Linked DNA regions of Homo sapiens: regions 1, 2, 4, 5, 6 and 7 are each linked to region 3. A link is a loop called in an ENCODE intact Hi-C map of the cell type or tissue named here. Cell type or tissue: heart right ventricle. All regions are shown on one strand.

What was found. Hi-C counts contacts between places; a loop is a spot of excess contacts. Peaks named below come from ENCODE experiments on the same cell type or tissue, not always from the same donor. Only the 100,000 strongest peaks of a DNase experiment are listed, where the experiment ranks them.
Region 1: a loop joins it to region 3, with 11 times the contacts of the local background. A loop is called at or near these places in 37 of 110 quality-filtered maps.
Region 2: it touches region 3 in a loop (19-fold over the local background); 56 of 110 quality-filtered maps call a loop at or near these places.
Region 4: a loop joins it to region 3, with 4 times the contacts of the local background. A loop is called at or near these places in 35 of 110 quality-filtered maps.
Region 5: it touches region 3 in a loop (2.8-fold over the local background); 51 of 110 quality-filtered maps call a loop at or near these places.
Region 6: it touches region 3 in a loop (4-fold over the local background); 14 of 110 quality-filtered maps call a loop at or near these places.
Region 7: it touches region 3 in a loop (10-fold over the local background); 69 of 110 quality-filtered maps call a loop at or near these places.

What each region holds. Positions count from the first base shown.
Region 1 is chr5:114,016,216-114,020,215 of GRCh38, reverse strand. No RefSeq gene overlaps it. Among named protein-coding and RNA genes, the nearest start is that of KCNN2, 340 kb to the left of the region's middle. In heart right ventricle, a CTCF peak has its summit at 1,879; no DNase peak of the experiment used is centred here.
Region 2 is chr5:113,609,915-113,613,914 of GRCh38, reverse strand. No RefSeq gene overlaps it. Among named protein-coding and RNA genes, the nearest start is that of YTHDC2, 98 kb to the right of the region's middle. In heart right ventricle, a CTCF peak has its summit at 1,749 (motif pointing left); no DNase peak of the experiment used is centred here.
Region 3 is chr5:114,447,655-114,451,654 of GRCh38, reverse strand. All of the region lies in intron 3 of KCNN2 (potassium calcium-activated channel subfamily N member 2), which reads right to left. LOC101927078 (a long non-coding RNA gene) reads left to right here. Exons shown (of 13, transcript NR_130785.1): 12 at 2,852-3,092; 13 at 3,985-4,000. Among named protein-coding and RNA genes, the nearest start is that of KCNN2, 88 kb to the right of the region's middle. RefSeq lists an enhancer at 1,767-1,836. In heart right ventricle, CTCF peaks have their summits at 1,380 and 1,579 (motif pointing right); DNase peaks (open chromatin) are centred at 973 and 1,574; H3K27ac peaks cover 436 bases.
Region 4 is chr5:114,359,297-114,363,296 of GRCh38, reverse strand. It overlaps KCNN2 (potassium calcium-activated channel subfamily N member 2), which reads right to left and starts at 1,227. Exons shown (of 8, transcript NM_021614.4): 1 at 36-1,227. The coding sequence starts at 1,157. RefSeq lists a silencer at 1,950-2,159 and an enhancer at 2,198-3,114. In heart right ventricle, a CTCF peak has its summit at 2,191; a DNase peak (open chromatin) is centred at 1,266; H3K4me3 peaks cover 2,790 bases; H3K27ac peaks cover 2,317 bases; H3K27me3 peaks cover 1,653 bases.
Region 5 is chr5:114,093,001-114,097,000 of GRCh38, reverse strand. It overlaps a transcript of KCNN2 not described here. Among named protein-coding and RNA genes, the nearest start is that of KCNN2, 270 kb to the left of the region's middle. In heart right ventricle, no CTCF peak of the experiment used is centred here; no DNase peak of the experiment used is centred here.
Region 6 is chr5:114,304,084-114,308,083 of GRCh38, reverse strand. It overlaps a transcript of KCNN2 not described here. Among named protein-coding and RNA genes, the nearest start is that of KCNN2, 56 kb to the left of the region's middle. RefSeq lists an enhancer at 1-294. In heart right ventricle, a CTCF peak has its summit at 2,289 (motif pointing right); no DNase peak of the experiment used is centred here.
Region 7 is chr5:113,677,484-113,681,483 of GRCh38, reverse strand. The region is part of intron 1 of LOC107986441 (a long non-coding RNA gene); the gene reads right to left. Among named protein-coding and RNA genes, the nearest start is that of YTHDC2, 170 kb to the right of the region's middle. In heart right ventricle, CTCF peaks have their summits at 2,175 and 2,377 (motif pointing left); no DNase peak of the experiment used is centred here.

The DNA.
Region 1 (4,000 bases), 430 kb after region 3:
ATGCCTCTTCAGGACCATAATAAAAAGCCTGATGATTATATCATCTTTATAATCACTTTGTTGCTTTGGTGACTAATTTTCACTTCTCATTTAATTCAATTCTACTATTAATAATCCGAGTAACCATGATTCCAGAGCAGGCCATGGTTTGCATGTTCCTTCCCTCCTTACCCCCATGAGGAGATTATACCATACCCTTTGAATGTATGACAAATTTCATCTGGAAAGGCCAGTTTGATAACCTGTTTCTTGGAACCACTTAATTTAAATCCTCTTATAATTTCTATAAATCTGTGTTTTAAGCCACTAAGTTTGTGATAATTTGTTACAGCTGCAATAGAAAGCTAGTATATCAACTAACAACTATTGTTTGGGGACAGCCACCTTTTTTCATTTCACTGAATGACTACAGAATAGTTATACAACAAGACAGTTTAACATTTTTTGTTTTCACTATTATTTGGTGGGGATACAGCTCTTGGAAACTTCGGAAGAGAATCTAAAGAGCATTTTTCATCATGCAGTTGTTTATACTTTTTATTGAGTGCCTATTATGCACCCAACACCCTTTATATATTATTTTAAAAATTATAACCCTGGAAAATTAATGCTATTATTCCTCATTTTAGAGCTACAGAATCTAAGACTTGGAATGGTAAAGTTACTTGCTCCAGGTCATATGGTTAATATGTGCCAGAACCAGAAGTTAAATCCCAAAGCCATCAAAATCAAAAGTCCAAGTTCATTTCATGACACATGTGGCACCCAGAAGAGCCTGTGTATATATCAACAATTAATGCACATTGAGTAGGATTTGGGGGAAGCAACATCAATAAGTCCAGTTTCCTACTTTTATCTAGACTCTTAGTTTCCAATTTACTCATCCCAGCCTGTTCCACTAAAGATAAACTTTTAAGGAACCAGAATTGTTGTAAGCACAAAATCTAATCACTGAGTCTCAGCCCTGGATTATATTAAGTTAAATTAAATTAGATCCAATACTGAGGCTTCCAACCCTGCTTTATGAATTTCAGAATGTCAGAGAATAGATGTGAAAAACTACAGTGTGATTAACTTGTTACTGGGGGCTCAAAATATCACTTTCTATCTACTGACCATGGAACTAGGAAGGCACATTCTAGAAAAATTGGTACACATGTTCATCAACAGCATATTCCCACCAACAGGCCCAGATGAATATCAAGTTAGCATTTGCATGGACATTAACTGTTTTATTAACATCAAATTTCATTGACTCCCCCCTCAATGCCCCCTCCCCTTCCGCTAAACAAAATCTGTAAGCTAAAACTTAAAAGAAGAACTGAAATGCTACACACTGCAGGGTCTTGTTATTGAGATTCTGGGAAAATGTGTTTCCTTATGACAATACATTCATTTCTCAATAGTATGTTCTATATTTTGCTTTGTAATTGGCCTTATACTGATAAGAAAATTGAGTTCACAATCATTTTTTACCCCTTTGAAATTATATGGTTCTGCTGTTATAAATAACCAGCATTCTGTTTCTATCAACAGGAATCCATAGTGATTTACTCTGAATGATCACTTGCAGACAGAGTTGTCAAAGTGATTTCTTCAAGACAAGAAGTAAGCTGGGCAACCCAGCTCAACCAGGTGAGTGGGGCACAAAGACTCAAATCCATCATATCAGTGTGCTATTGCTCTTTCTTCTTCATGTCATTAACCCAAACAGCAGGATCCAAGCAACCAGCTATAAGCTGCTAAAGCGGTGTCACACAAGAAAGCTGGCTAAAATGCAAAAGCCTCCAGCTGGAACTAGAAGCTATATAACAGAACCGGAACAGAGACCCAGTGTCCCTTTGTCTATAAGAACATTTTTTCAATAGCAAAAAGAACAAGAGTGACACTTGGTGGCCAGTACAAGACATCACAAAGGACTGAGCCATAGGCAACACTCTTCCTCCAGCCTTGCTCTGGGAATTTTGAAGATGAAAGGAAAACTGCGCTGTTCATCGAGAAACAAGACCTGTGTTTGCAGGAATAGTATTACTCTTGGTCTGGTTGGTAGCTAAATATCAGAAGTGACATCATATGGCAGATGTTTTGAATAAACAGAAGTTAGTGTGTCCAAAGCACATTTCAGAAAAAAGGATAGACACTAGAATGCTAATTCAGGTAGCCATTAAGAGCCTAGGCAAAATCTATGATGAATAAGAACTTTAAATGAACCATTCTTAGCCACTGCACAGAACTTGGTCATTTTTCCTGTACTCTGAATTTACCATTCTTCCAGGATAAATAACCTTTATTCTAGTCAAAGCTCCTCCTATAAGGCTTCTCAACACAACCAAGTTAACTTCCAGTTCCTGTAAGCACCTTCTTAGATATCTTTTATTAGTTAACAGACCAAAGAAAGAGCCCATTTTAAAGTATTTGTGAAATAAATGCACATATAAATAAATGGAAAAAGTGCAAACAAGTGGAATGGTCTATAAAAACACCACCCCAAGTAAAGGAGAATGGAGAAAAACAAAATACATACCTATTCAGGAACAATAGAAAACAAGAGTTTCCAACATATAGGAAAGAGGCTATCATCCATTGATATACTCTGACACAGAGATGCTGGGAATGTGTTCTAGTGAATATGTAGGTATTTATGCCTAAGGTGATTATTTGGCATGCAAGCCCTGTCACTGTGTAACCATCTGACAGATTCATCTTGCCCCCTACCCAGATACAGCCAATTTATCAAGACAGGGAAATTGCATTAAAGAGCTTAATACATGCAGATCCAGCTAAACAAGAGACCAGAGTTTTATTATTACTCAAATCAGCCTCCCTGAAAATTCAGAGGACAGGGTGTTTTAAAGATAGTTTGGCAAGCAGGGGATTACAGAATGAATGCTGCTGATTGCTTGGGGATGTAGCCATAGGGGTGTGGAAAATGACCCTAGTGCACTTTTGGGTAGGGGTCACAGGACCAGTGGAGTCTTGAGTCATGGGTCTGGGTGAAGTCATCTAGTCATCAGAAATGCAAAAGTCTGAAAAGGCATCTCAAAAGGCCAATCTTAGGTTCCACAATAGTGTTGTTAATTACGGAAGTAATTGAGGAAGTTATAGATCTTGTGACCTCTGGAACAATGGCTGGTAATTATTTAACTATGTCTGTCTCTAAGCAGATTCAGGTCCCACTCATAATCCTAAACTTGTGGACTTTTATTAGTTTTATAAAGGTGGCTTAGTTTTGGGAAGTGTTATTATCATTTAGACTATAAAATAAATTTATCCCATAGTCAGCTTGGCCCACTTACAGTAATGCCCAATGGCAGTTTGGAGATTAAAGGCAAGATGGACTTTGTTAGATCAGATCTCTTGCACCGTTATAATTTTCTCACTGTTATAATTTTTGCAAAGGTGATTTCAAGTGTCTCTCAATCTTGGCTACTCAGTAGCTTCATCAGAACAAGTTTTAAAGCCGTTGTATCCAGGCTACAATCCAGACCAATTAAGCAGAATTTCTGATGGTAGGCCCCATGCTTGAGACTTGTTTAAAGGTCTCAGCTGATTCTAATATGCAGATGGACTCACATTAGAATCACGGCTGAGCACCAGTGTGCTGAAATGGTGAAACATTTTGGTCTCAAAATCTCTTCACATTCTTAAAAATTATTGGAGGACTCCAGAGAGTTTTTGTTTAAGTGGCTTCTATTTATTCATGTTTTCTATATTAAACATTAAAACCAGACTTTTTAAAACATTAATTACTCAGTAAAAAATTACAATAAACCCATTACATAGTAACATGTGTTTATAAAAATAACTATAACTTCCCAAACCAAAAATTTAGCAAGAAGAGTGGCATTGTTTTACAATTTTGTAAATCTACATAATGTTTAACTTCATAGGAGGCACTGGGATGCTTATGTCTGCTTCTGCATTCAGTTTGTTTTAATATGCTACTTTTATTGAAGTAGCTAAAGTAAACTTGGCCTCTCACACATATGTAGTTGGAAAA
Region 2 (4,000 bases), 840 kb after region 3:
GAGAAGAACATATGTCTATGGCTTATTTTTTCGCAGAATACCCTAAAGCTGGCTTAATAAATCTAGATAGTTGAGACTGTTACAGTAGGTAGCTAGTCAGGTGTATTAGTTCGTTTTCATGGTGCTGGTAAAGACATACCTGAGACTGAGCAATTTACAAAAGAAAAAGGTTTAATTGGACTTACAGTTCCATGTGGCTAGGGAAGCCTCACATCATGGCAGAAGGCAAGGAGGAGCAAGTCATATCTTAACTGGATGGCAGCAGGCAAAAAATGAGGGAGCGTGTGCAGGAGAATACCTCTTTTTAAAACCATCAGATCTCGTGAGACTTACTCACTATCACAGGAACAGCATGGGAAAGATTTGCCCCCATGATTCAATTACCTCCCACCTGGTCTCTCCCACAACACGTGGGAATTCAAGATGAAATCTGGGTGGGGACACAGCCATGAGGCACGAGCAGGGCAAGAGAGGGCTCCCCTAACCACCACCAGGAATGCCAGGCAACCATCAGGTGATGGTCAGGCAGTTTGTCACATGGCCTCTCCAAAATGATAATTGGTCACAGCCTCTGCCAGAGAAAGGCAGTTTCCCATTAGATAAAAACAACTGAAACTGGAGATCAGCAGCTTCCCAATAAGATCTCAGGAATTGGGTGAGTGGGCTCAAACATATGCATTAAGAGGCAAAATGGTGCAAATTAACTGGTATATGACTTTCTGGGGGCATTCCTCTGGAAAACGGAAGACTGCATCAGGTGAGCATGCTTACAACTCCAGTAAACATACTGCACATACTCACCTCCCAAGTGCTAGCAGCACCACACATGTGGGCAGCTCACCCCAAGGGAAGAATCAAGGTAAAAGGGAGGCAAGACACTGGCAGCATATAAAACCCTAAGTCCAAGGTCAAACAGGGCACTTTACCTCCAACATTCCCACTTGACCCTCTTCCAAGTGTACTTTACTTTCTTTTCATTCCTGCTCTGAAACTTGCCTTGGTCTTTTCTTCTGCCTTATGCCCCTTAGTTGAATTCTTTCTTCTGAGGAGTCAAGAACTGAGGCTGCTGCAGACCCACACAGATTATCCAACAGTAACTGTGATATTCACCATTGATAACAAGACTTTTGCCTCAGTCACTCATTCCTGTTATCATAATACGTACATCTATATAGGGTTACCTTTGGCCCTCAAAATAACATACTGCACTTAAGAAATGTCTAAAGCTAACCAGGAAAGGGGAGAGGGGAGGCTTATGTCAGAGAAAAGCGGCTTTCTTTGCAAACTCTTCCCTAAGTAAAGCTCTCTTTAGCATTATCAGGATCCCAAGAGAAGGATCAGATTTTCAGTCATGGTCAGTTTTAACTGAAATATATGTGTCTCAGAGCCAAAGGCATCTAAAGTCCACAACCAGCACCACCCCCAGTCTCTCAGCTAGCCAGAGGTGCATCCTAAAGTGATTTGGGGTTGAAAGAGGAGAGCCCAGACTCCAGGTGCTCCTTCCCCTCAGGGCATCCTTTCCATTTTTTCAAAGGGGTTTTTTTTCCAGTCAAGGCTCTCTCTTAAACTTTTGGGAACGCAGTTCCTCATGTGTAAGACAAGGAGAAGGAATATGCAGTTTCTAAAATTCCTTCCTTCCCTCAAATGGTTTTGAAGAGGTTTCGTTTAAACCACTGAGCTATTTCAATTCATATCAATGAAGCTTATGATTGGTGCATGAAAACACGTACAATATCACCATCTAGCGGATAAAAGGTAGTAATACTAGTGACAATTAATGCAGACAAATGAGTGAACTTTCAAAAGGAGAAAGCAATTATATAGAACTTTCCAGAGAGTATTTCTCAATTTTTTGTAGATTGTAGACCTCTTGGAGAAGTTATGGACCCTCCCACCGCCAAAAATGCGAAATGCATATACCTCAAATTTCTGCACACAATTTTAGACAATATATGACCCTTGAATCATATGCATGGGCCACAGTTTAACAACTTCCACTTTATACATTATTTCAATCACTAGGCAAATGAAAAAGGATCCTATAATCAGCAGGGATCAGTAAATGCTGTAGCACATCTATTGTCTTTAAAAAAAAAAATCTAACCATAATTGAAACCCCTTTCCTATTGTGGAGGTTACTGCATTGTATCAGGGTTGGTGAGAAGTAGGGTTCTACCTGACATGGCAGAAGAGGCCTGCCTGATTTTCTTTGGCCAGAAAAGCACCCGCTTATCTGGTCATTTGCTCCAATCAGACTTTGATTCTTGAAAGGGTGGTGCAAAGATAGAGGGAAGGATGAAAAGTGTTTGAAGAGCTCTATAGTGTCTAATGGCAGCAAAGCCAGGGATAAGGTCCTGGCCTGACCCTTCCTTGGCTAAAATTCCATCTTCCCACACCCCTGCCTATTTCAATATCTAGTTCTTCAATCTCGTTAATTCTGTGAATGGCTTGACATCCTTCCAATAAGTCCCTTTACTGCTTAGCTCAGAATTAATTTACAATGAACTTTTTGATTGACACACATACCAAATTCTTAAAGATGACCAGAAAGATAACTGCCATTAAATATAACATATTTTATCATTAGAATTTTTTGACATCTCACACAATTTTGGAACATATATTAACATTATCCACTAAAATATAACCTGAAGATGATTTAACATCATTTTGGCAATCTCATATACCTAAACCTGTTAAATAATCCTGTTTTTCTCTCTTTTCTGGACACTCCAGGGTCCCTTCTGGAGCCTCCGAAAAGCCAAGTATCACGAAAGACAATTTTGAAACTGAGGTTTGATTTTGGAAAACCTGGTAAATATGTTACAGGTTTAAAATATTGATGTTATGAAATAGAATTCTAGACTACCATAAATTTATTTATTTTGCCAAAATGATGACTCAAAAATTTTAAAAAGGCAAAAACCTTTCATTAGCCTTTACTATTACATGAAAATCCTGTTCAAAGCCAAATTTTACCCTTGCATTAGTTTATTAACGTTAACCCAAATTTTTTGGTAAAGCCTCATAGACAATTCCATCTAATTTTAACCATTTTGACCATGAGGTAAAATTTTTACAAACCTTTTATAACCTTTCTGCTAAAAGGCAGACTAGTTTATTAAGACAAACTTGCTGTATTTTTATTTCAATCCTCAATTTATGAAAAGACCATATAATACCCTTTTGTATTACCCTTTTGAATTTAGTTAATGTTTACACACAGGATTTTTTTGCAAGATTAATTTTACAATATTTCCACAACTTGCTTAAACATTCAGATGTATCTTATCTAATTTAAGACAATCCTTTATTCCTAGGTGAAATTTACATTTCCATGCCTTCTTATAATCTTCTACTAAAGACACATTTTACTGCTTTTACACACCTCATACGTAAATCTATTTTTAGTGGTTTAAGTTACATGTTATAATGATAACTTTTAGCAGTTTTTAACTTTAATGTGAAACCTGGTAAGTTGTTTTGATTATGTACTAGACACAGATAAAGTCACTTTTTCCAGCATAGTTAGGGGTGTGGTTAATTTTGTACGTCCCCAGGCCTTACCAAATTGTAAAGCAGGCAGCTTACAGTCTTGAAACATTTATCAAACCTAGTATCAGACTTATATGATGTAGACCACCCATTTGCATTTTGATGACATTTATATTTTACCAATAATCCCTAAGATTATTTTTATTTCTTAAACATTAAAGCCACTTGCACTGAAAGGCATTATAGCTTTTATATTTGCTTTAAAAAATACTTGATTTAAATGTGTATTTTTCTTTGAGCCAATCAATTAGAGCTGTTTTATAGACATTACACACAACACATATTTAGCTATACAGACAGACAGAAGATTCAGTACTTGTAAGATTTTTCATTTGCCAGTTTCTTAACTGAATTACTGGCTTCAGGGTAGAGCCCTTGGAGGAACAGGGCTAGGAAAGCACTCATTTCTAGGGTCTAATAAGCAGGCACAGCTGAAGGCAAAGAC
Region 3 (4,000 bases):
AAAGTGCTGGGATTACAGGCTTGAGCCACCGCCTCCAGCCTTGAATTTTTATAAATTATATAATTCTTTATTGACTCTAAAATGCCAAAGTGAGTATTTTCACCTTGATTTTCTTTTGCTCCTTTAATTTTGCACATTTGGAATGTCTTCCTCTCTTCTTTTCATTGAGAAAAATGTCAAAGCTAACCCCTTTTCTCTCTCCCTGTGTGTGTGTGCGTATGTTTGGCGGGGCATGGTTCTGTAAAATGTCCGGTTTCTTTTCATGCATTAACCTTGGCTAATGACAGTTTCATTCACACTTGGGATATAGACAACTTACTTTTTTGTCTCCAGACCATCAGCGGCTATGTTCTAAGAGCATAAGCTTACTTTAAAATAAAGTTCGATGTCCCAATGGAAAAGGGAATGATAGAACATCCACAAATTTTCAAACTTGAAGAATTACATTTATCGTGTTTCCCTGAGAGGACAAAGAGGTTTTGTTTTCTAACTCTATTATTCACTATGCATTTACATGTCATATTGGAATAAGTGACTTCAGCAATGACTTATCTGTCAATAAGTTAAAAGTCTCAAATCTTACACCTATATAACTTTCACTACTATGTTAAAAACCTATAAGAACACAGACGGTATCACTAATAATTTCCCCCAATTTATATATTATTAGAAAATTACATTATTTGAAAATTAAATGTTGATTACTACTGAGCAAAACTATTTTATGTCCTTATTTAAAATGAATTTAGGTCTAAGCTAAGAAAATTATAAACAGGTTTTTGTTATATGTAATATCCAGTAGGTCAATCTGAAGTCAAGTGGGATGTAGAACAGTGTTTTGTTAAATGCGTAACAGATACACAGCATCCCTGGCCCAAGGCAGCAACAAGAAAAAAAATTCTCCACTAATTTCCATAATTCCCCTGGGGGCGGTATTACTCCTGTTCTGAACCACTGGCCTAGAGTTTCAGGGCAGCTGGGACTCTAGTAATGGCCATCAGACAATCTGGAGCTGGCTTCATATCAACACATCTGGAAAGTAGTGAAACTGGAAAATCTTGGAATTTGGCAAAAACGCCTGAAGAGAATTATATTCTCAAGCCCCTGATACTTTCTGGGAAATCAAAAAATATCAAAATCCAGAACAATGTTTTAACCAGGACTAGCATTTCTGACCAAGTTTCTCTTTCCTCCTGTTCCTTTTCTAACTTCCAGACCAGTGGATATTTAAACATTGCGGGGCAACCTCTATTCATTCAGCTCCTGCTGCGTGCCAGGCATCCTGTGCACACTGTGAGCTCCTCCAAGAGGAAACTGGAACCCCAGCAGACAGATGGAGCCATGCTCGACCAGGCCCAAAGATTCCCTTACCCAAAAAACCACTTTTTCAAAAACACTTAATCTAATCCATGTCTGATGTGTGCCAGGCTCTGCTGATAGCAGAGAAAGCATGTTGACACTGGCCTGGCAGACTCTATTTTTAGAAGCCCCCACTATGATTTTCCATGATGGGTAGCGGCCAGCTGACGGATGCACGGCACCTCAGAGGCAAAGAACGGTGTGGCGGGCAGTCACTAGGTGGCAGTGCCACACCAGTTTATCCCCACAGCTGCTCTGCAGAGTTCAGCCAGATCAGTGCTAGAGGAGGGCTGTGAGGTGATGTTGTGGGAATACCCTGCAGGGAAAGCCCCCATTCTGGGTTAAGGGCTCTTCTAAGGGAAGAGTGCGCGCACGCGAGCGCGCGCGTGTGTGTGTGTGTGTGTGTGTGTGTGTGTATGTTTGGATGCTTACTCTATTCTAAATCCAATCTAAGGTAGCAGATCTGAGGAGGCAGCATCTGTACATTTCACCCCTCTGAGATTCTCAAGATCAAAGACCAGATCTTATCTCTTAAATCTGTAAGGAAAAAAAAAATCCCTGTGGATATTTTTAACTAGGCAATGTTGGAAATGAACCTGCATTTGAAGATATAAAAGTCAGGGTCTTGTTCACTTGCTCTGAGACAAGAGGCAAGGAGGAACTGAGCTGGGTTCAGAGGTGCTGCCCCACCTCTTGTTCTGCATGACCCACAGCAGTGCATCCTAATGTCTGAGCCTCGCTTTTCTCTAAGAGAACAGACTGTCTACCTCACCAGGTGGCTGTGAGCACGGAGATAACAAAACGCTACCCAAGTCCTCATCAGTGTACAGACTGTGTGCTCTATATTCAGCAAGTACTCTATTTACGTAAAAGTAGATACAAAGAAAAGTCATTACTTTTGGAAGTGGGCCTTCTTGCACAGAAGCAAGGTGACATACCTGAGGGCTGCTCAGAGTATGCGCAGCTTTGGTTTTGCTCCCTTCTACCCTACACTACGTTTTGCTGCCACTGCCAATGAGCACAGTAACTAGTATGACAAAGACTGAAAAGAGGGCTGGAGAAGGAGAGGAGGGAGAGGAAAAGGTTAGTCAGAGGTCCCTTGGAAAGGCAGGAGCAACATAGGGTGAGGGTACAGCAGGCCACAAAATGAAACCAGGAAGAAAGTGGGAAGTTCAGTGACAAGAAGTCCAAATGAAAAAAGAAAGCTCACGATCGTTCTGTGCCATTTCATTTTTGGGCCCCCTCAGCTGCCTCTCCTACCAACACTAGCACTTCAATCTCCAGGGTGGCAGGCCGAGGGAGGACGTACATCTCTATGTCTAGTATCAGTCACGTATTCCTGAGAATTTTTTGACAGGGCTTCTGTTTAGGGCTCTCAGTCAACTGAGAAAAAAATATGCGCCACTGATCCAAATCAACCAGCTTAAGGTGCCCCATCTACAGTACGCAGTTATCACAAATTGATTCTAAATTTTTAATTTTCAAAATACAGCAAATGAAAATTCCTACGTAGAACAAACAATGACAAGAAGTCTTAGCCTCCAGCACTTCACAGTTTCAAGCTATGTTTCTAGGGAAGCAGAACATTCCTGAATGTCATTGCATTATTCCTCGGGGAGAGATAAGAAGCAGAGTCAGAAAACTGAGCCACCAAACCCAGCGAGCTGAGAGAGTTCTCAGATGAAGATGATTCCAGACAGGCTGAGGAGAATGAGCACAGATTTTCTGGGAAGGTCATTTTCAAGGTTTACCAGTTAAATTTTCCCACTTCAATTCTAAAAATTAGTCTTAGAATGCCTCCTAATTGCACCTTGCTTGATTCAGCATGGGCAGCTAAAATATAGACTTCAATGCCAAAATGTCAGGAACTGAATTAAAACACAGGTCTAGGTTCATGCAGGAGGAGCACAGTGTAGTGAACGAAGCTGTCTCAAACTCAAACCATCACCGCTAAGACCCACCAGTCCCCTACTCCATAAAGGCTTCAGAACACCCTTGTAGAGATCTGGAACTGACACAATATGTTGTGTTAAAGCCGGAAAAATATTTTTATACAGGCAGAAAATAAGAAATGAAGGGAAGAAAAGAAGAGTTGGGTAACAAGAAAGGATGAGATAGGGGAGCTGAAAGTGAGAAAGTGAATAAAAGAGTGAAAATAACTGCAAGTAAAATTTTGTAAACATATAATGGTTGGAGAAAAATCACTACATAAATCACGAAAACCCCAAAACTTTCAATGCCAGCCAGCCTACTAATTACTTAAAAAGCCAGCCTTGTTTTCCAGCACTATCCACAAATAGATCATGTAGCTTTCACTAGTTCCTATAAAGTTTCCAACTAATCCAGAAAAAAAGGTGAAAAGAAAAAGGCAATTCAATATTTCATTATTCTTAAATATTAGTATTTTTGGAATTTAAAATGATAAAAATGCTTCCTGGTTGAAGGTTTTCACCTGTAGAAGCAAAAAGGAAAAAGCGCACCCTTCGTAAAGTGTGGTACATACTCAGCTCATCAAAATACACTTGTAAAATGACTAGCAATGACAAATACAGCAGACATTTTCCTGAACAGAATCACAATTCTGGCTCACTAAATTGGTCTAACAAACTTTTTTTTTCCCCATAGGTAATGCAGGAATCAA
Region 4 (4,000 bases), 88 kb after region 3:
ACTCCGGTAGCGTGGGCTGGGGTTCAAGCCTGTACCTTGTCGTAGGCGCCCCACGACAGCTCGGTCTCGATGACCATGACCACGATGCCGAACATGCCGAAGATGAGCGCGTAGTCGCTGAGCCGCTTGCGCTTTTCGAACAGGGCGCGCCGGTGGCCCAGCTTGTAGCCGATGTTCTGGTTTTTCTTTTTGCTGGACTTGGTGCCACTGCTGCTGCCGTGCCCGCTCCCGCCACCGCCGCCGCCTCCTCCAGTGCTGCCTCCGCCGCCGGTTCCATAGAGCGCCAGGTTGTTGGAGTTGTTGTGCTCGGGCTTAGACACCACGATCTCGGGGGCTGAGGACGAAACAGCGGCGGCGGCGGCAGCGGCTGCAGACGGGGAGGACGCGCCGCCACCTCCTCCGACAGACGCGGGGGGCTGCAGGGGCTGCGCCTCTGAGTCCATCTCGTGCAGGTTCCGGCGGGACGCGCTCAAGTTGCTGAGCGGCCGCATGACGCCCCCGTTGTACCTGCAGCTGCTCATGGCTATTTCGGTGAAGGGGTTGCTCTCGCGGCGCGCCTGGGGCTGGTGGTGCTGGTGGTGCGCCGGGTGCGGGTGGTGGTGGTGGTGCGAGAGCGGGGGCCCGGAGCCCAGACTGCCGAGGCTGCCCGTGGGGCTGGCGGCGGGCTGCAGGCTGTGGCACTGGTGGTACTGGGAGGCGGACGCCGACTGCTGCGCGGACTGCTGCGCGTACTGCTGCCGGAGCGCACTGGCATGGCTGGACGGCGTCAGCTCGCTCACATTGAGCTGGCTGCCCCGGCGCGACGAGCAGCAGCAGCAGCAGCAGGACGAGCCCGACAGCGGCGAGGAGGTGCGGGTCCGGAAGGCGCCGCCGGGCGAGGAGGTGCGGAGCAGCAGGGACAGGTTATCTCCCGCCCCCGCCGCCGGGGCACCGGAGGAGGCGCAGCTGTTGCACCGGAGGCATGGGCTGCTGCCGCCGCTGGCCGGCTGCTGGTGCGCGAGGTGCGGGTGGTGGTGAGGGTGCGGGAGGGGCGCGAAGGGCGGGCACGGCTTGTCCTGGCTCTGTTGCTGCTGCTGGCAATGCAGGTGTGAGGAGCGCGGCGGCGGCGGCGGCTGCTCTGGGAAGAAGCCGCGCTGGAACTGCAATGGGGTTTCCATGTCAGGGCTGTTAAAGCTGCAGGGAGACCAAGCGGTGGTGCACCCTGCGCAATGCGTTATGGTCGGGAGCGGGGACTCCTGCTGCTGGTGCGAGGAAGGGCCCATGCCGGCTCCGGTAGAATCCAGGCGGCGAGTCCGATTGGTTGGGCGCACCAAAACAATGGGCATGACATCACCTGCGGGGACCGAGACTGAGTTTGCGGCGCGCGCGGCTTAGGGAAGCGTGTGTGGCAGAGAAAGATGGGGAGGGGAATCTGCAGGACAAACCCTAGGGGGGTGCAGTCCAGAGCCAGGGCGCTCCAGGGCAGGGATTCCGCCTGCTGATTGCGTGGAGATGGAGAGCCCCCACGCAGTGCAGCTGGGCTGCAGGGGGAGGAGAAAAGAGAAAGGCGCCCCTCCCTCCCGTGCCGCTGCCCCCTTGACTAGTGCCGGACGCGCTGCCCGGATCACCTGCGCCAGCCACTGCAGCACGTCGGGCCACCTTGGCCGGGGGCAGGCTCAGGGACGGTGTGGAACCCCGACCACTTCTCCGACTGCACGCCTCGCAGGGCTGCAAAACAGCAGCCCCCTCGTCCCACGCCCGCTTCTCCCAGATCATCCCGCCGAGAGTGGGCTGCCGGCTGCCCGCCAAGTAACTGCGGGGGCACTGGCTTTGGGGAGAAAAAGTTTGGCGACCGGCTGCGCCAGTGCAGCAGCGTGTGGGGAGAATCCCGGGGCCTGAGCCCTGCCTTGGCCGCTGCGGGATCATAGCCGACCCCGAGACCGGATCTTTCCCAGCCGGCAGGCTCTGGAATCTGGATTGGGTGCGCGGCGCTCTAGCCCAAGTGCGCTGCGGCGCGGGTAGGGTTAACCGCCTCGGCACCCCGGCCGGGGGTGGGTGGGGGCGGGGCCGGAGGAGGGGATCCCCGCAGTCTGCCGACAGAGCCGGCCGGGCTTCCCGGGTCCCCCCTGGCGGGGGCGGAGGGCTTTCCCCGCTACCGCCAGCTCACATTTGCGCCTTCTCCAGAACATGAGGGGATGGCGCCCCCGGCCGCCGGGTCCTGGGCTCTGGCGCTCAGGCCCTCCGGCAGCCCGAATCCGGAGGTCCCAGGGCTTCCTTGCCGGTGGAGAGGCAGGCGGCTCGCTCAAAGGTGTGGGGGCTGCTCAGCCACCGCCGGCCTCCAGCTGCTCTTCTGCTTCTCTTCCTCCTCCTCACCTGCAGCGCAGACACAAAGCAAAGACCGGTCACAAATACGCAAATATCGAGCATCTTTGCCAAGTCCTAACTGCAGCGGCGGGTGGGAAAGGGGCCTGGCGCGGGCTGATTCACCCCGGTAGTCGCAGCCTGGCAGGGAAATTAAGAATGATAGCTTGGGCTGAATAGTCGCTGCCCACGGACAGTGCTGGAGTTTTGTTGGAGTTCGGTATCATTATTTATTTATTTACTCTCTAATAAACTAACAAAAATTGCATTTGGTGTCTCACAAATTCCCTGTGCTGTCTTCTTCTAAGAGATGTACCAACACAATGCACTAGGTGATCCTTATGTTCTTTGTTTCTGCTCCATCTTAAGTCTTTACATTTGCATTTCTTTGTGAATTCAAATTCCCGTCTCCCCCTAAAGAAGGTGAAAGAAATTGGCCCGTTGAATATTTGTTTCCATTTTAAATTATTTTAAAGCCTGCTTTTCATGATAAAGACTATTACAACGAGTTAGACCTAGCAATTAGAGTGAAAGCGGATCACCCTCATTAGGTCATTAGGTAATTGGAATTCTCAGCTGGATCCAATTTCTTGATATTCTACTCGGCAGCTGCCCTAAAGTTGCTTACCTGGTATCTGCTTTTCAGAGTGTGCGTGTGTGCGCTTTCAATGCCATGGAATGAATAATTCATTTTATGATGTTCTTTGGACACATGTTAATTTTAATTTTTTGTGTGTGCAAATAAACATTCAGCAGAAAAAAAGGGGTGGGGGGTGCACAGCTGCTTTTAGTCCCGTAGCCCTGGACTTGAGCTAATTAATACTGTCCGGAATTGAATTTCTCAATGGTCTTGGTCAAGAATATAATTTAGTGGCTAACAATCAGAGACAGCATTTTGTTTTTATCATCTATTACTATTTTTGTTCTGTATCTTCAAAATAGCAATTCAATAAAACTTCTTTAGAATCACGAAGCTAATTGAGTCTTCGGGGCAGCTGAGTAGATACTGCATAAATTGTGTGGAAAGCATGAGTATTCAAAACAATCCTGCGAAGTAATTTGAATTAAAATGAAAGTTTCCCTATGAAAAGTTACTAACCTGGTCTGAAAAAGAAATTCAACTCATGCGGAAAATCCATCAAACATGTATTAGGACGCTTTTCAACAAATTATGTAGCTTTCCAGTTGCTATACGTAGCGATTGAGTGAAAATGTTTGATTCATCCTTACAAATCTAAATACTTCAAAGGAACATTATGGTAAATTAATAAATATTTTTATTAGCCGTTCATAAATTTAGATAAAAGATTACATAGCCTCCACCCCTGAAATATCATAATAGTTGTTGCCAGCATTAAATTAGATATAAGGTTCTACAGTTACTAAACTGTCATAAGAAAAATAATGGCTGCATCCCTTGTGTCAAACTGACTTTGTCAAATAGCAAATTCACGGCTTCAACAGAGGCTCCAAAACCAAAATAATAGGCAAAAATGTATCTTTTGCCATGTATATCTCTATGCTGTAATATGGGATTAGTTGCAGTGCTATTAATCATGTAGAAATCATGTAGAAATAATCATCTCAGAAATTGCCTACTGAGATTTATGGCAATGTTGCATGGAGTTCTCACTTCTCTTCAAGGGGGTACACAGGAGGA
Region 5 (4,000 bases), 350 kb after region 3:
AACCCTGGGCCAGTTACCTGGTGTCTCTGAGTCTCAGTGTCTCATCTATATAAGGGAGGTAATAGCAGAACTTGCTCCACTGGAGTAATGGAAAGATTAAGTGGGATATGGTAGGTTTAGTTACAGTAGCTATTATTCTGGCCATCCTCTAAAAGATTACAGATGAATACTCTGTCTCCTTGAGCCATCTTTCCTTTGTTTGCATGGTTGTCAATTAGGATGGTAGATCACCAGGGTTTCTGTGGCAGAGTCTCCAGGACTTTCCAGTGAGAAATGAAGCCTGTGGGGAAGAGAAGTTATGCAGGGAAGAGAAAGTCTGCAGGAAAGAGTGGAACACAGGAGGAGTACCACGAGGGAGAGAGGGACCTTCCTGGGGCTACAGTGAGATTTCCCACATCTGTGGGAGGTGAGTAAGAACTTCAAATCCAGGCCTGGATTCTGCACCATAGCGCCTGACAGAGACAGGAGAGGAGAATGATACCACATGGAATGACTCTGTGATGTACAGGTCATGAGTATATAGCTTGGTTTCAAGTCTCTTCACTATCTAGATAGTGCAAGTCCTTATTTCAATTGTATTATGTAATAGAACTTGTAAATTGAGATTGTATTACCAAATAAGCCAGGGATCCAGTGTAGCATGGTCAAAGTTAGTGTATAGTTGTTTTAACTGTCTTTAACCTCCAAACCATGGCCTCCATATACGAATAGATTGCTGTCTTGATATTATGTGTTAAGCAGTTTAAATGCCTGATCTCACTGAAACGTTAAAATAATCCTTAGGAAAAGGTACTCATGCTGGGTAGTAGTTGAGATTCATAGCCAATATCACAGAACCTAGAGAGCTGGAGAATCACAGTTTGAATACAAATCTATTTGACTGCTGCTGAGCCTGGCTCTCTGACATTAAGTTACACTGCTCCTGGACAGTGATCTCAACCTGTGGACTCAGTCCCCAGGGGACTTCAAGGTATGGCAAAGGATCTATAGATCCATAGGTGCATTTTCTATAGGCCAGATAGATGACATAGCCTGTTTTTAAATAAATGTAATACTGATATGCTTGAAAAAAGACAGACTGGCATATATAAATGTAAACTTAAATATCCTGGACAACTGGACTATTCTCAGCACAGTGTACAAAGGATACAGCAGGTGCATATATGGAGTCCAATTTGGAAGTCAAAAAAAATTATTGGGGGACACAAGGAGATATGTCTAAGGCAAGTAGACTACAGCAGGGAGAGGAGTCCCATCCTAGGAAAGACGAGCTAAAAGGAGTTAGGTAGGCCAAGCCCTAGAGGAAGCCTGCTGTACTAAGCAGAGAAACAAGGTAGAAAATGCAAATAAGAAAATTAAGGCCAACTGAATGGTGCTTAAAAACATGCTCCCTGGAACAATCAGAATTGAATCTTGGTTCTGCCATTTGCTCTGTGACTCCAGGCAACCTTGTTAAATGGAACCTTTTATGATATAATTTGTAATTCCACTGTGATGCCAAATCTCTCCCAGGATCCAGTGAGATGAGGTTATAATCTGCCTTCGTTTTAAGTCCAAGTTACCTTCTTCTCCTGAGGCTCATAGGGATGTCTGAGCATTAAATGAGATAATATGAATTAAACATTTAGCACAATGCCTGGCAAATCTTCCTCTAAGCCTTGTTGGGAAGTTTAAAAGAGATAAGGCACAGTGCCAGAAACCTCACAAGTGCTCAGCAAAATGATAGTTATTATTATTAAGCAGGTATTTATTTAGCCAAATTCTGCTTCCTCTCTCTCCCTGAAACACAGTGATGTTCTGTGTCCAGGCCCACCTAGAGACAACAGATGTAAATGAAATTACCACAAACATAGTAGTTTAAAACAACACTGTTATAAAGATACCCCAAAAACAACAGATGTGGTTAGAGAAAAGAAGCTGCTTCATATTCTTCACTCTCTACTCTAGAAGACAGGCTGGAATCAGGCCTCATGCATATTGCATATAAAATAAGACAATATTTAAAGCAGTAGTAAAGAACAACAGCCATAAGATAAAGCAGTTGATAGAGAAAATTATCATATAAAAATATATAATAGAAAACCAATATTATATAAAAGCAGGATTGAATTATAAGAAAGCATTGAGTACTCCATTGTATGGTCATCAAAAAATAGTCAATAATGAGGACCCTAAGTTTCCAAGCAAATAGATGACATTAGGAGAGTTCTGATTCAGAGAGCAAAGCAGGGAAGTATGCAACAGATCTTAGAAGGATTTCAATCTTATAATTGTCAAAATAGGTTTTTATAAACCGGTTTTGGTACTTAAAGTGTTTCTTCGGAATTCACTTATGAAGCAGCTGTCTCCAGCAAAGCTAAATTCAGGAGGTGTTACTGTATTTAACCTTTGAAAAATCACTTTACTTGTTCCTTTTCTTTTCTTATTGTTCACAAAGCATGGAAGTAGTTTTTCCCCTAAATCCTAAGCCCAATTATCTGCCATTTGGTCTTCCAGAATGGCAGGACACTGTCTAGGGACATGAAGGCCAGCCAACACATGTTTAAACAAAGAAGAAGAATCCTTTCTTCTACCCTGACTAGACAACTACAGAGTCTTTCGAAAGATTCTGCAATGGTATAAGCTGAGATGCTCAGCTTGGATCCTTCTCAACAATTTTCAGATTTAAAATGCTCAGGTCTGGTGGGGTAAGTGTGGTTCTACAGATAATCTATTCTGTGCTGAAGACCTGAAAAAAACAGAATCTGGCCTTGAGGGAGCAGGGCAGGTAAAGAGTGTCACAAAACAGCTACACAGATATCCATCTGCTAGGGTGCAAGCAGGAAAGTTACACAGTCAGACAGCAAACTCTCTTTGGAAACAAAAACAAGGTCACCCATAAATAAGGCAAAACAAAAAAAGCAAACAAAAAACAACCCAAACAAACAAATATATTTATTCTTAAGTAGCATGTTACTTGGCAGGTGGAATGTTTAGCTGAAATGAGAACAGGTTTTAATCAAGTCTCCCACACTATATATACATAGATTGGTTCCTTAACCTTACAGAGTCTCAGTTTTTCACCTATAAACTGAGGTGAGAATATCTGTAACAGGGAAAATTCTTTAGGTTGTACTATGGTTAGGCTTTATGTCCCCACCCAAATCTCATCTTGAATTACAATCCCTATAATCCCCACTTGTCAAGGGAGAGACCAGGTGGAGGTAATTGGATCATGGGGGTGGTTTTCCACATGCTGTTCTTGTGATAATAAGTGAGTTCTCACAAGAGTCAATGGTTATATAAGAGTTTGGTATTTCCTCCTGCATTCATTCTCCTTCCTGTCACCTTATGAAGAAGGTGCCTTGTTTCCCCCTCACCTTCCGCCAGGAATGTAAGTTTCCTGAGACTTCCCCTGCCATGCTGAACTGTCAGTTAATTAAACCTCTTTCTTTTATAAATTACCCAGACTTGGGCAGTTTTTTATAGCAGTATGGAAATGGAGTAATACAGTAAATTGGTACTGGGAGTGGGGCACTGTTAAAAACATACCCAAAAATGTGAAAATGTGAAAACAACTTTGGAACTGGATAACAGGCAGAGGCTGGAACAGTTTGGAGGGCTCAGAAGAAGACAGGAAGATGTGGGAAAGTTTGGAGCTTCCTAGAGACTTGTTGAATGGTTTTGACCAAAATGCTGATAGTGAGATGGACAATGAAGTCCAGGCTGAGGTGGTCTCAGATGGAGGTGAGGAACTCATTGGGAACTGAATCAAAGGTCACTCTTGCTATGCTTTAGTAAAGAGACTGGTGGCAGTTTGCCTCTGCCCTAGAGATCTTGAGCAGAGAGAGAACTTGAACTTGAGAGAGTTCAACGTTGAACTTGAGAGAGATGATCTGAAATTGGAACTTATGTTTAAAAGGAAAGGAGAGCATAAAAGCTTGGAAAATCTGCATCCTGACAATGTGACAGAAAAGAAAAACCCATTTTCTAGGGAGAAATTCAAGCAGCTGCAGAAATT
Region 6 (4,000 bases), 140 kb after region 3:
ACATAGTTTCTTCTCGGGAGTAAATAATTTATACAACAAAGGGACTGGCTGACATATGCACATATACATATATATGTGTATGTGTGTGTGTATCAGGAGGAATGAGTAGATTATGTATAGGAGTGGATCATGAGGATTTTTGATTGGGGTATGGGGAGGAATCAAGCTGAATAGGAAGTATAAGGAGGAATTAAGCTGATGTTCAAAGTCCTGGCAGGCACCCATGGATCCAGTCCTAATATGCTGCTGGATGGTTCATTGAAGCTTGGCCTCAATGATGGCCAATATTAAATAAGGTGGAGATGCTAAAACTGTCTTGGCAGATTACTGAGGGTAGATGGCTTGAGGAGGTAGAAATGTTAGAATGAATTTATTATATACGATCAGAGAACTCACCCCTGACTATTTCCAGAAAGGTCTAGATAATTGTCCTTTCATTAAGGTAATCAGGAATACACTGGTAAGAGAATACTGACATCTTTGAGACCACAGTGAGAGTTGTCTCCTATAGGACACAGTTTACTATAAGAGATGTGACCATGGCACTGGGTTTTACAGTATCAATGAGGCTATGATTCTAGAATGGCAAAAGTAAGGTGGGTGGCATTTAAGCATCAGAGGAAAGGTTGACAAAATTATCAGAACAGGCAAGAAGGCCAGACCGGCGTAGCAATCAGACCCACAGGACCTAGCATTACTAGGAGCAATACATATATAAACATACATAATTAGTGTGTTGCTTATTTCTTTTAAACCAGGAGTTGGTGAGCAGAATGATAATGTCAGTTGCTGCAATGCAATAAATCAGGATTCCTCATTCAGTCTCCAGATCTAAGTTAGTTCACAGACTGAGAACCCACTGACTGATGAGGAGGCTGGGAGAACTTGAGATAACCCAATGACACCATAAATGTGTAAATAAATATTCTTATTATCCTTTCTTGAAAACACCTAAAGCCACTTACAGATAACTGCACTGGGTCAAAGATAATATATAGACTTTGCAAGGACTATGGAACACAGGGTCTAACACTGATACTAGGGGAACCAAAACATGATCACAGCCCCTTTATTAAAGCCCCTTTATTAAAGTGGCTCATACCTGTAATCCCAGCACTTTGGGAGGCCAAGGTGGGTGGATCACCTGAGGTCAGGAGTTCAAGACCAGCCTGGCTAACATGGCAACACCTCGTCTCTACTAAAAAAATACAAAAACTTAGCTGGGAATGATGGTGTGTGCCTGTAGTTCCAGCTTCTCAGGAGGCTGAGGCAGAAGAGTCACTTGAATCTGGGAGGCGGAAGTTGCAGTGAGCTGAGATCGTGCCACTGCACTCCAGCCTGGGTGACAGAGCGAGACTTGGTCTCAAAAAAAAAAAAAAAAAAGAAAAAAAAAAAATTTAAGTGTGAACTGATGAAAGGTGGGTAGTAAAGGTACTTCTGCCCTAAATACATTTCCATCAGGTCCTCAGACCCATCCTGTGGTTATTTTCCTGGTCCCTAAAAGTATAATTGAGCTACATATCATTAGTATCTAGCAGAACTCTTACTTTTGTTCTCTGACCAGTAAAGCATGAATCATTTTTGTAGAAAGAGCCAAATGAGAGCCTTATAACCACCCCACCTCCAATTACATAGCAAATTAGAAACAATGTCATGTTCCAGAATTGCAGAGATTAGTATCACTACCAGGGACTTTAATTCAATTTATCTGTTTGGCCTCTGCAAAACCAGATACAGCATGATACATGATAGTGGGCACCTATAAAGTTAACCAAGTAGTAGCCCCAGTCACAGCTGCTGTGCTGAATGTGCTATCCTTATTGGAGAGATCAACATAGACTGTGGCACTTGGCAGGCAGATCTGGTGAATGCTATATAGCTGGCAAATGTGTCTTTCTTAATCACCATCAGTAAAGGAAATCAAAAGCAGTTTGCTTTTATGCAGTAAAGATACCAGTTCAAATTCACAGTGTTGCTCCAGGGCTATGACAACTCTACTTCTCTCTGTCATAATGCAATCTATAGAAACCTTGATCACCTTGACATACCAAAGAATATTATGCTGTTTCACTACAGTTGATGACATCATGTTATTAGACCTGATGATCAGAAAACAAAAATTACCCTAATAAAAAATATGCATGCCACAGGGTAGTGTTTAATCCCTCTGTCACTTACAAGTATATTGCTTTATCTGCCCTTTTAGACCTATAAACCTATTTTCTGGTAGTGGACTGGAAACATTTAAGAATCTCTCCTTTGCAGTGAGCATGTTAATCTTTGTCAATAGAGGGCACTGGAGGGACATTTCAGGAGAAAGGGGTTTCTCTTCCTGGTCCAGTTGTGCTGCTGTTTTGCTTCTTTTTGTTCCTACTGTGCAACTAGCAGAAGAGAGTGTGTGTGTATGTATGTGTGGACATCCAGCAGTGCCTTGCCATAGCAGCACCCCCAGTACCCACAATCCCTTTGGGAACTTGCAGCCTCAGCCCTAGCCGTGGCCCAGAGACCATCTGGCTGAGGCCCTCTGGATGTATATACAGATCCTCAGGCTCTGTGCTACCCTGAAGGTGAGCAAGCTCCTGATGCCCTGACTCCCTTGACCCATCCACAGCCTGGAGGTTTATTTCTCTTGGTACCCCAACACAGAGATAACATACATCCCAAGGAAGGAACCCCCACTCCATGTTAAGCAGGCTCCTGAGCCTAACACTCTATGTGAGCCCACCCACCAGCCTGCCTTGGCCTGCCTGCATTCCAGAGAGGTATCTCCTGTTTGTTCAGAGATCGTAGGCCATCTCTGGCCTAGGCAAACCAGTGAATTTCTTTACCATCCAGGAAGCTGCAACTAACTGCACCTTTTCTGAGAATTTGAATCCCAGCCTTGCTGAGGAGACTACCCCCTGCCCCTACCAAACACGATTATTTTTCCCTTGCATATTTTCCTTCAACGTTAGGCTATCCTCTAGAGTTCTGTTTAAATCTTTATAGTCTCCTATTATAGTTAAGAATTTCTAATATTAAACTTTCCCTGTTCAAATTATTGTGTGGTTTCCATCTTGCGATTAGACGCTGACTGATATAATCTTAAAAAAAATCAGCAATCTGTTATTTTGGCAAATACTTTAGAGGCCCAGTGGTCAAATGGCAGGCAGAGTCATCCTCTCCAAGGCAGAAGACAAAGTGTTGCAACTCAAAACCCTTAACACTCAAAAGCAAGCACAGCACTTGGTAGATATCATTGGATTTTGAAGGTAACATGTACACTACTTGGGAAAATCTCTCTGACCTATCTTTCTGAAGACTTGAAAAGTTCTCAATTTTGAGGGGGTTCCATGGAAGAAGGGGTTCTGCTTCAGGTTCAGGTTATGGTACAAGCTGTCTGCCATTCTGGCAAGAGTTCTACTATTAGGGCTAAGGATGCTATGTGGAGTCTCAGCCCCAGAAGAGAATTGCAGCACAGACCCTTAGGATTCTGGAGTAAGGCCACACCTTTTGAGGCAGAGAACTACTTGCCATTTGATAAACAGCTTCCAGCACGCTAGTCTGCCCTGGTCAAGATGAAGCACTTGATGATGGACCATCAAGTGACTGTGTGATCCAAGTTCCCATCATGAGCTGGATATTATAAGATTCGCCAAATCATAAGGGTGGGTAGGCTCAGTAGCAATCAACTGCACTGCAAAAATGGTACATTCACATTTAGTCTGAGTGGGGCCAAAAGGCCTAAAGAAGTTGCATGATAAGATGGCCCAGACTCCCATGACACCTACCTTTTTTGCACCAACTCTCCTCCAATAATTTACAACTATGGCCTCGTAAAAACTGTCTTATAGCCAGCTGATGGAGGAAAAAAACCTCAAACCTGTTTCCCAGATGGGTTGGCCCGCTATGTTGGCTCTAGCTGAAAATAGGTTGCTACTGTCTATATCCCTCCCACCAGGAGTAGCCCTAAAGAACAGTAATGAAGGGAAATTCTTCCAGTGGGCAGAGCTTAGTCTAA
Region 7 (4,000 bases), 770 kb after region 3:
TCAACTCCAATATAATCTTTTGAGACAAACATCATATATGAGGTCTGTCATTAACCAAAATATCATTATGTGGCACATGACTATATAGCTCTAGGTACATATTGGCTTATGTAAAAGAATGAGAAACTAGGAAAAGTAAGAATACAATCTTTGATGTACTCATTCTCTCATTCTATAAAGCAAAAACATAGGATTTATTTAAGCAATAACAACAACCACAAAAATGTCTCAGTTAACTATTTTTCCAGTATATGAATTACAAAACATCTCAGAGCTCCTAAGATATTTTATTCTGTATAATTTTTATATACATTTTTGTAAAATAAATAGATACAAAACATGTATTTACCAGGCTTGAGATGCCACTGAGAACTTTTCATTCATTCAACAAATATTTACTAAGAGCTCTATGTGTCAGGCACTATTCTAAACACTTTTTAAATGTACTAGTCTATTTAAAAAAAAAGCAAAGAACCTTTTCCACGTGACATAGTTTAGTGAGAGGAACAAACAATAAACAACAAAAATAATAAATAAAATAAATAAATAAATAAATGATGTAGTATATTAAAAGTGAGATGGATGATGGACAAAAGGGGAAATAGAGAAAGGAAGAGGCAGCTGAGCTCTGGGGAGGGTGGGCAGGGCAGGATGAATGAGGGTGGTAAGTGGAGGCCCCCAGGAGTAGGTGAGATTAGAGCAGAGACTTACTGCAAGTGATGAATTGAGTCAACCAGTTATCTGAGGGAAGCACATTCCAGAAGAAGGACAGCGAGAGCCAAGTCTCTGAGGCAGGAACGTGTCTACTCCTCAAAGGACATCAAGAAACAGTGTTAGCCCAGAAGTTCAAACTTTCTAACTTCCTGGCACCCTCAGTGTCTCAGTAATTTTTTAACCACCAAAAAAAAAAAAACTACATAGCCATTCCTTTCATTAGGTAGTTAAATCCAAAAATGTTAAGTATGTATGTCCTAATAATTAAGTAGCTATTTGAAAATAATAATACAAATTGAAAAAAATACCTTTCATTTCAGTCTTAAATAACCACAATTACTTACAAATGGGGCATGTGTGTCCCTTAGGCCCTGCACAGCCTCTCCATCATTGGAATGAGACTGGACACTGCCATCCTTGTTAACTATTCCTGTTCATTTTTGCATACTACTTGCTTTTTATCCCATCAACCTCCAAAAACCTAGCTTTGCAAAAATATGATGTCACCTAGGACTGTAGGAATGTAGTGTAATTTAGTATGAAAACTCTAAAGTCATTTGCTTGGTTTCTGGTAGACGCTGCTCCATTTCCTTCAAAAACTCAAAATATCCTGGGGCCTCTCTGTGAGTTGGCTGCAGCACCTTGGGGTGTCCCAGCACGTAGTTTGGAAACAGCAGGGTTAGTTTATACCTTAGCCTCTTTCATTTTCTTGGATCAAGCTATTTCTATTCTCTTTAGTAGCTTCTCCGGCTGCCTTTCTACAATTTCTCCTTCCCAATTTTCTTTTTGAGTAGCCGCAGACTGTCTTAATCAAATATGACTTAAAGTATGTAGAGATACAGAGATACATAAGCATGTATATCATTATAGTAACGCCACCATTCAGAGGCCTATATCCTGGTGAAGGACTCATTTCCTTCCCTCTCAGCTTCTGTAAGGGAGTTAATCGCCTTTGAAGGTTTTCAACACCAAACAGATAGAAACATGCATTAACACACTAAAACACCATGTCACCTCACATCTATAAAAGATGGGAGGCTGGGAGGAATATTCTCTGTCCCCACAAAGATAATTCTAGTCACAGTGGAAGCCAGTGCTCTCCTCTGCTAAAATTTGCTTGTATACAGTACTTTAAGGCTTAGCTGTTCAATTATTTTCAAAATCATTGACCATTTGAATCATTACAAACTGTTTTTAGAGGGAAAAGGAACATAACATTTTAGCCCATTAGGGGAATTTCAAAGGACTAGAAAGCATGTTCTCATTGTGAGAATCAATTACGCACCTTCATTTCTTCACATCTCAAGTCACCTTCCGACGGCTCATGTGACACAGTTAGCGGCAGGAGGAGTGCTGTCAGAGCTCATTACCAATGCCACACACTGTGAAACAGAGCAGGAGGCAGCCTGACATTCTCTCCTTCAAAGTGAGAATTAAAGCAAATTGAATTTGCTTATGCTGAGATAAAATAATACAGTAAGTCCCTGTACCCCCTCCAAAATAAAAAGGTCATGATTTCTTATAAAGTATAATGAGGGGGGAAATGACTTAAATTAAACCTCTGCTTATCTGCATTGTTGGCTAATTACAACATTAGAGATTCACCCCACCACCACCACCACCCTGGCAGTCTTCACGGTAACATAGCGCCATCTAGTGCTGATATCATGTTAGGGGAATTCAAAAGCACACGTGTAAAGGGCACCTAAAAAGCAATGGTAAAATAAAATAAAATAAAGTAAAATAAAATAAACAAATATTTACTGAGTACCCACTATATAAATACCATATGCCTGCTTTTTTTTTCCTTCACAATTCTGGGAATTGTGTAAAGCTTTCATAAGCAGGAATTGCTCTGACTTTTGTGGAAATTATTTACATGATAGTGAGGGGGGAAGAAAGAGATCCTCTGTTGGAAGTTGTGTCAGCGATTTCATCAACATTAAATATGAGCGTAGAGGTGGCCATCAGGCTTCTCAGCTTGAGCAGAGCCATGATTACATTTACTGCACCTCTTCCCAGAAAAATATGGGGCTACTTAGCATTTATATTGCACTTTTCGTCTCCAAACCACTTTGCAGAACCTCTGAATAATTCCCCCAACGCCCTTCAAAGTAGTTATTACTCCATACTATCAGCCTCTTTATGAAAGCTTTTGATGGCTGTTTTCACTGCGTGTGAGTGAACTGCATTTACCAAAGAGAATTTCTCCAAAGACTCATGTCCAGAGTCAAAGAACAATTACTATCTAAAACCTTAATATTCCCCCTTTTTACAGAGCAAAAAAAGGCTTATAATTAATTTACATAGTGAACACATTACCTCTTTCCTATTCAAAGATAAGAATGTCAGGATAAAGGAAAGCATTGCATCATCAATATGAAATGCTTCCCTATTTTTCCACCAGTGCTACCACACCTAAAATAATAGCATTGTTGTGTCCTCAAAATATTAAGAAAACCCAGGAGACAATTGAGATGGGCAGACTGCTAAAAGAGGATGACCTTATAAATTAGGACCCTGTGATATATTAAGGATCTGACTTTTTTATTTAAAAGGTAAGTGTCTGTCACTCCTAACTTAATCACCTTTTATAAACCAGTTATTCCTTACAGTATTTGGATTAGTGGTGTAATTTAAAACCAAAAATAAAAAGGTACAGAAGTTGTCATTTTAATGAGTAATATTCACATTTTTCTATATATAATTCATGTTTAAACTTCTTAACTGGGCTTGTACCTTTTGTAAAAGAAAACAGAAAAAAATTTTTGTAATCACAAAGCATTTTTACTGTGTGACTCCCATAAACTATGGGATAAAATATGTGTGTTTCAAGAAAAAGGACCTGCATTAAGATGCATCCCAGAGAGAAAGAGAACAGAGTAAGGCAGAAAAGTTAAGAAGTCAGATCCTAAGCAAAGTGTAATGTCAACAGTGGGAGAGGCCAAGACACATCAACATAGTCAATGAGGGGCCAGGCTCCCTCGCAAACATTCTTTCTCTGCTTTCATCTTTATGTATCTTCACCCCAGAGATTACCAGCCCAAGAAACACATATGATAGGCATTTCACAATGCACATGTTATGACTTAAAAACATTTCACATTAGAAATAATCATTCAATATTTTCAGCTTTAAAAAAATGATTGTTCCATGGTATGTGGGAAGCAGTAAGTTAGAATTAATGTATCACATGCCATTTCCAAAATCCCTTCTGCAGACCTAGGAGGATGCTTTTGGTGATGTCTCAATGCCAGCTTTTTAAAAACAATCTCTAGTTATAGTC